2 separate regions of the Homo sapiens genome follow, and region 1 is linked to region 2. Evidence: chromatin contacts called from ENCODE Hi-C or POLR2A ChIA-PET data. All regions are on one chromosome and are shown on one strand. Each heading gives the region's core, a stretch centred on a gene start or an enhancer-like site at or near the end of the contact. The rest is flanking DNA. Distances are from core to core; before and after follow the strand shown. Region 1 overlaps NECTIN1 (nectin cell adhesion molecule 1). Region 2 holds the start of THY1 (Thy-1 cell surface antigen).

Region 1 (3,800 bases), core at 235-2,734, 250 kb after region 2:
TTTTGTGACCACTGGGCCCACCCCATGAAACTGCTCCTCTGTGTAAGGGCCTCTGAAAGGGGTTCTCTGGGGCCTGTGCCCACGGAAGCACACACAGATTCTGTCCGGTCCATCTCCTCGGTGCCCCCATCGCCACAGCCACAGCCTGGGCCTGTTGTTTCCCACTAGGGACTCACTCATGGTGGCAGCTCCTAACGGGTGTGCCGGTGCCATCCACACAGCCCCCTGAATGCTCAGTCTAACCCACACACCTCGCCACGGTGCTTCCTGGCTGAGAGCCCTTCAGAGACTCCCTGTGGCCAACAGAGAGAAGGCCTTGCTCCTTCCTCCCTGCCCACTCTGCTCCAGCCATTTTCCTTCCCATGCTTCCCTGGCCTGGGCATCCCGCCCTCCAGCCCTGCCTACTCACTCATCTCCCAGCAACCACTCAGTGCTCCTTCCTCAGGGGCCCAGGTCCCCAAGAAGCCATGCCAAAGCGAGTCTGCGCAGGTGTGCAGTGGCCCAGCACACACGTGTTCTGCATATGCGTGTCCCTCCAGCACACCCCCTGCTGCCCACCTTCTGCCCTGCCCCAGTCACTCCTCATTTCCCTTTCCAGATGTGCCCAGGGTAAAGTTATTACCCGAACGAATGCCCAGAATGAAAAATTAAATTTCCACTTATCCCTCTCGCTCATGCATTCCCTCTGGACCAGTGGGGCTTAGAGCAAGGGCATGGCTGTGCCCTGCGGGGTGGGCTCCCCAGAGAATGTGGCAGGCACGGGCCGACGTGGAATGGAGGGTGGTGAGGTCAGCTGCTGCTTGGAAATTGCCTGAGAGCACAAGAACAAACAGCCCTGAGAAGGCTCAGGCCAACTCCCTGAGTCCTCTGGAGGGGGCTGAGAGTCCCTTCCGAGAGAGGCCAGCCGCTCAGCGCCTGGGCCTATCAATGATTCAGTGAGTGCCATGCGTCCCTGGCTCCTGCCTAACGGGGCTGCCAGCAAGAGCCATGTTGTGTCCCTCTTCCAGCTGGGACCCTAGGTGGCCCGGCCCTCCTGCCCCCAGCCCACACCCCTCACATGTTGATAGCCCACCATCAGGGGAAGGTATCACCACGCAGGGAGTACTGCATGATCGTAAGAAGCCTGAGACAAGTGTGAGTATCCCCATATCAGAGGTTAGGAAGCCAAGGCTCAGAGAGGTGAAGCACTTGCTCAAGGCCACACAGCTAGGAAGAGCCAGTGTGTGAACACTCAGGCCAGGTCTGTGCTGTCTCCCATGTGACAGTGCCTCCCTGAGGGGTGGTCATGTTCCCTATGGCCACTCCACATGGAACACAGGCCCTGCCCTTCCCACCTCCCCCTTGACTCCCCCAGTATCTCAGAGCTGGAGCTTGGGTAACCATGAGGCTCATTTTGAGCTGTACTTGGACCTTCCCCGCTGGGGAGAAGTGTGTGACACCGGCCCCTTCCACCTGCCAACCCGTGGAAACCCCCCAGCTTTCCCCAGGCTCCAACCCTGATGCTCCTCCTCCTATGACTAGTCTCGGGGCCAAGGCCAGGGATTGCAGACAACAGCAGGTGGCTCCACACTCCCGCCCCTGGGTGAGAGACGTGACAGAACGGCTCTGAGGACAGGTAGGCGCAGACCCTGGACAACTTCACGTGGCTCTTTCTGCAGCTGTGTCCTAAATATACCCACAAATGAGGTCTCCCACTCCCGAGACACTGGCTCAGAGCTCATGAATCCTCGTGGCTTGCAGGTGTGCAGTGGCTTTGTGGCCGGAGCCCAGCAACTGCCGACCAGTCTTCTGTGTCCCTGAGCATGTTACTTCCTATATCTCAGTCACAGTGGGACACCACTTCCTTTTTTAAGACACTCGGTCACCCTGTCACCCTGCAGATAGCTCAGGTCCACTGTAAAAGACGCTCCCCATGTGAAGTTGTGATGGCAGTTTACCCCTGTGTGGACTTGTTTTGATGCTTCCATTAATAATAATGATGATGATGGAGGTCAGGGTAATAATCACGGAACATTGGCCATTTATTGACAGACTGATCTGTGCTAGGTGCTTGACTTACATCACGTAGAATTCTGACAACAGCCCTTCAAGGTACATCATACTGTCCCCGTTTTACAGATGGTGGGGGGGGCCCTGTCCAGGGTCACAGCTGTCTGACATCAAGCCCATGCTCCTTTCACGTCCCAGGTGAAGTCTCTCCTCAGAACATCCTAGCTCTTGTCCTCCCTTTGCCCGGATAGATAAGTTGACAGAAAGCTGCAGGGAAAGCTCAGTTGCAGGGCACACAAAGCACTATGGCTTTGGGCTACATCTTCGCTTTCTCTCCAGTCTCCCTGCTTGAGGTAAGCCTCACTTTCTGGCCCATGAAGAGGTCCTTGACCACAGGTGCAGAGCTTGGAGGAGATGAGCTCCACCTGCAAACCTATCCCCACCATGCCAGCATCCCACAGCGTGTTCTGCTGGCAGATCTACGGGCAGGTTCTATTGGCCCCCAAAACAGCATTGCTGTAAACAGCACTTCCTTCTTCCCTCTCAGAGCCTTCCTCCTGCCCCTCTCTGATTGGGGGTCACCCTGACTGTCTCATTTGCACCCTTTAATGAAAGAAAGAGAAAAGCAAAGCAAAACCAATGGCCAGAGCTCAAGGGAGAACTAGAGAAGCAGGAAAAGGAGATAATCTTCCTGCAGTGGCATTGCTCAAAGGTGAGGGATGCAGGTGGCGAAGGAACCCGTGGGTGCGGAGAGGCTGGGGAGGATGCAGCTTCCTACCTGTGATATTGACCTCCACCTGGCCTGAGCGTGTACCGATGGGGTTGGTGGCCTCACAGATGTAGGTCCCTGCCAGGCTGTAGTTGATGGGTCCCTTGAAGAAGAGGGTTCTGTTCTGGGCCTCCACACCCTTGGGGAGAGAGCCATTTAGCCTGTGGGAAGTGGGAGACACAGCGTAGGGTTATGACTCTCCAGCCTCAAGAAGCTGTTCCTGGGTCACCCACTTGGCTCCAGGCCCCCTAGCCTTTTGCTGAGCTTGTGTGGTAGAGTCTGTCTTTGAAGGAAGAAAAATAATAATAATAATCTCTTTCACTTGGTAGTTTTATATTATTCAGCTTTTCATATTTGATCATAATATGGGAATATAGGCAGGCTAGGTAGGTGCCGGTCCCCCTTAACAGATGAAACCTGAGGTTCAAGGCCAGGGAACCACAGCTAGCAGGCAGCAGCATGGGAGCTCCAGCCAATTCTCGGGACTCCTGGTAAAGTGCTCTTTCTACTTTCCATTCACGTCTCATGGTTGTTGGTCCTTGGTCTCCTGGGCAGCTGGTTAATAATACAGATGCCAGCCAGGTGTGGTGGCTCACGCCTGTAATCCCAGCACTTTGGGAGGCCGAGGCAGGCAGATCACATGGTCAGGAGTTTGAGACCAGCTTGGCCAATATGGTGAAACCCCATCTCTACTAAAAGTACAAAAATTAGCTGGGTGTGGTGGTGCACGCCTGTAGTCCCAGTTACTCGGGAGGGTGAGGCAGAAGAACTGCTTGAACCTGGGAGGCGGAGGTTGCAGTGAGCCAAGATTGCGCCATTGCACTCCAGCCTGGGTGACAGAGTGAAAATCCGTCTCAAAGAAAAAAAAAAAAATAATAATACAGATGCCTTGGTTCTAACCCCAGATCTCCTGAAGCAGAACCACTGGGGCAAAGACCTGGGAATCTGTATTTGACAAGCCACTCAGGTAACGAGATAGGAAGTATGTTCCATTCCACTACTTTGTGTTTTTGCTGGGAATGTCACAGGACCTTTTCATGTG
Region 2 (3,645 bases), core at 140-2,639:
CAAGCTAATCGTGTTCCTGGAGGAGAGAAAGACATAGTGATCTCCGATTGTATGTGAGCCAAGGATGCTTCCCAATGTCCAGCTCTCTGGAGTTCCTGGGACTGCAGTTTTCCAGCCCAGTTTCAATAGCCACCCTGGATAGGCTGTCTGCCTGGTCTTTTTTTGTTTTTTGCAGCCTTGGCTGAACCAACCCTTGGCGAGGCGACGCGGAGCCGGTAGTCTAGCCTATCTGCAGAGCAGTGCTCGCCCAGGAGAGGCCACAGAAGGGGCGTGCACCCGCGAGAGCGCGCAGGGCATTGCCTCGGTTGAGTGCGCCCGGGTGCGCAGGGCGCACCACTAGACGAGTTCAGGGTCCCTGGCGCTCAGCCCCTTGACGGGTGAGGCTAGGATCCCGCGGCGGCTGCAGCTACAATCAATGCTCTCTCTGTCCCGGGGTGGAGCTGCTGCCCTGAGCCAGATCCAGGAGGAAGGGGGGTCGGCATCTGGCTTTTGAATCGAGGACTCTTGTTTGAGATGTTGTGCGGGCTTGGGATCTAGGAGGGGAAGGGGGAGCAATGGCCAGAGCAAGAAAGGGAAGAAATGGGTCTGGGGCTGGAGAGGGTAGAAGAGCCAGGGGAGGGGTGGAGAGCGGCTGGGGAGGTGCAGTCTGTATTCATTTCCTCTGGTCTGTGTCCTCAGGCGGCTCCAGACCCAGAGAAGGTCTGCTCTTCCTCCCTCTCAAGCCCCCGGCGGGCCTCATCCTTAATCCATTTCCGTATTCCAATCCTCTCCTTTCCCAAATGAGTCCCCCTTCCCCCTCTCTCATCCTTTTCCAGCTCTCCCCTCCCCCGTCCGCCCGCCTTCCACCCAGTCCCCGCCTGCGGCACTGCGGCTTCCTTCTCCTCCGGTGCCCCGCACCCAGCCCGCCGCGAGGTCACCCGGCAGATTCCCTCTAGCTCGCCATCCTCCATCCTCTCCCCGCAGTTTCATCCGTCCTCCTCCCCGCCTCTGCGAGCTGGGTTTGGGGACGTCTGGGTGGAATGTAGACCCACAGGCTGTCCTTGGTGCCCTTCCTCCCTGTTCTCCAGCGCCCCAGCCCCAGACACCAGTCCCCCAGCGGGCGAAAGCCCGGGAGCGCCTTCCCCGAAAGACATCAGGGTGCCACGCGGCCCCTGCCCTGCAGAAGCATCCCCCTCCCGCCCCTGCCTGGAAAGCAGGCCCCTCCCTAAGCTCTGCGCCCTTCTTCCCTGGGCGCCCTCGGACCGTGGCCCGAAGCCTAGTGTTGGGAAGTCTTGCATGGGCGCCTGACGGCGGTCCCCGAGCCCCAGGTCCCACCGGCTCCAGTTCCCACCTGGACTGGGGTCTTCCGCTGCTGCAGCCTCCTCCAGACGCGCCGCCGCCTCCGGTTGCTGCACCCAGCTCGGAGCCCGCAGTTTTCACCGGGGATGGAGGAGAGGGGGAGCGGGGAGCCGGGGGCTCAGCCAATCAGAGGCGGAGATTGGGGGAGAAAGGACGGCAGGGTGGGGTGGGGGGTGGGGAAGGAAGAGAAGGCGGTCCCGCATTGGTGTGAGAGTGGCAGGTTGCGGCGGAAGGGGGCCCTCACCCTGTGGCTGGCAGGCCTGGCCAGGGACGGGAGGGTTCGGGACCCCGGGGATCAGGGTGCGGCAGCCCAAAGAACATTATCCTCCTCCCTGAGCCCCGCAATGGTTGTTCCCCTTTTAAGGCTTTAACCCTTTCTTCTGACCTATTCTTCAGGAGTCTGTGGGAAAACCAAAGTGTAAGAGGTGCAGGATGCAGGCCGGGAGCGCCCACGCCTCCACATTTCCTTTTCAGCTGGAGCCCACCTCCTCCGGAGCCTCCAGTGAGAAGTTTTGGAATATTCCAGTCTTTCTGAAAGGAAGCTGGTTGGGTGTTTTTCAGTGTTGGAGCAGCCCTTCGGAAGCGAGGCAGGTGCTGGACCCACCCTGTCCGTCCCTGGTCCCCAGCCCCATTTCGCCCCCTCATCTATTCCAGAGCACCCAGCCCTTCAGGGGGCTGCAGGCGCTTTTTGCTCTGGGCATTACGTCTTCTTCAGCCCCTGGGCTGGCACCTTCTGGTCCAGACAGCTGGAAGGTTCTTCTGGCTTTCCTGAGTACAGTCTGCTTGTTTGGTCTTCAGACCAGGAAGGGAGTGTTGCCTTTTAGCAGGCACTGTGCTGGGCACATTACATTCATGGCGACCTTTAACCCATGGCCGCCTGCTGGGTTCATCCCATCTCAATCCTCACCTCCTGTCTTGGCTGGTAAGTGGGAGAGCTGGAGAACTGACCTGGGCTATGGACCCCAGCTCTCAAGGGTGAGCCATTCCTCTTGCTCATCCCTGCCTAGTGGGAGAAGAGAGAGAGGAACTCTGGGAAAGAGGAGGAGACAGCACAAAAAGGACTGAGTCGAGGCCAACTCCTGATCACCTGGGGCACTCCTGATAACCCACCGATTGGATGTCACCAGAAGCCCTAGGCTCATTTTTAGAGACAGTGCTGATGACTTTCTCTCACTCACAGGTGTAGTGAATTTTTTTGAACTAACGTTTATTTGATTGATTTGTATCCTGCCAGCCTCTTTATGAATTCTGATCACGACATTCTGTGGGCCTCCCCAATGTCTGCCTGCCTGTTCTCCTATTTCTTCATGGAAGTCAGCCCTGGCACCTTCCCTGCAGTTTCTGATACTGCAGTGGCACTGTTGGAAGCCACTGTTGGAAGCTTGCAAGTGGGAGGAGATTCGCTTGGTTTCCCAGCATTTAGGGTGATGGAACACTCTAACTGGAATGAGCCTTGCAGATGGTTAAGTCCAAAGGAGCTATTCACTTTGGTAAACTGCAGAGGTTTCTAGGGCATTTTATGAAAAATGCAGCTGGCCTTGCCCACCTAGGACCTCCTTAATCTAGTACTAGAGCCAGCTGAGTCTGCACTTTTCTCACGCTCCCCAGGATCTGGGGACTCTAACACATGATCTGGTAAGACTGTCCCTCTTCATAGGTGAGCTAACCTGGCTTCTTGTTTGTAGGATACTTTTTAAGGCCATGAATGTCCTGGCCCCTGGCTGCTGACTTCCCTCCTCCCTCCAACTCCATCCCAGCCATCTTCCCATTCATCTACCTGATGCATTCCAGACACACTGGCTCTGGCTTCTGTCTGCCTCTTCATGGCAGCGCACTCCTTCCTGCTTAACAGCTTTCTGATTCTGAGTCCAGGGATCTTAACTGCAGAAGGCATCTGGGCTCTGCTGGCTGAGGCCCTGGATGCTCCGTTTCCCACTCTTTGGCCCTGTCTCTGAGTGTTGCTGGGTGGAAGGCCTAGCAGTGCTATTTTGATAAGGTTATGAGGACCTGGCCTAATTTCTGGGTCCCCAAGCACCTTGCTTTTAGGCAGGGGAGGGGAGTATAGACTGTAGAAGGTGTGGCAATTCTGTGTCTGCCAAGCAAGATCTCTGATTGGATGGAATTAATGGCTCTGATTAGACATCTGAGGTCAGGGGATAGAGCACAAGGTGGTGGAGGGAGGAGATTTTAAAACTCCATTTACTGTGGATAGGATCGGAGTGCTGAAACCAGCAAGGCTTTAGAGGAATCCAGCTAAGGCAAGACTTCCTGCCAGAAGACTGCGGCTGCCCTGTTGGTCTCTTAGAT

The links. Hi-C counts contacts between places; a loop is a spot of excess contacts on that map. ChIA-PET counts read pairs that join two places held with the same protein, here RNA polymerase II (POLR2A). Pooled maps may share reads with other maps.
Region 1: a pooled map shows a loop between it and region 2 (2.1-fold over the local background). The contact joins the enhancer-like site here to the promoter of THY1 in region 2. A Hi-C loop is called at or near these places in 1 of 50 pooled maps. POLR2A ChIA-PET finds 5 or more read pairs at or near these places in 2 of 52 experiments (RWPE1 and activated CD4-positive, alpha-beta T cell).

Annotation. Positions count from the first base shown.
Region 1 is chr11:119,672,392-119,676,191 of GRCh38, forward strand. NECTIN1 (nectin cell adhesion molecule 1) reads right to left here. Exons shown (of 6, transcript NM_002855.5): 5 at 2,768-2,919. Among named protein-coding and RNA genes, the nearest start is that of NECTIN1-AS1, 36 kb to the right of the region's middle. RefSeq lists enhancers at 1,188-1,737, 1,758-1,807. Within about 2 kb of position 1,485, at least 6 of the 41 ENCODE cell types and tissues checked have a DNase peak (open chromatin) inside an H3K27ac peak, as active enhancers do.
Region 2 is chr11:119,421,783-119,425,427 of GRCh38, forward strand. THY1 (Thy-1 cell surface antigen) reads right to left here and starts at 1,390. Exons shown (of 4, transcript NM_006288.5): 1 at 1,331-1,390. All of the region lies in intron 2 of USP2-AS1 (USP2 antisense RNA 1), which reads left to right. RefSeq lists enhancers at 136-702, 703-1,268.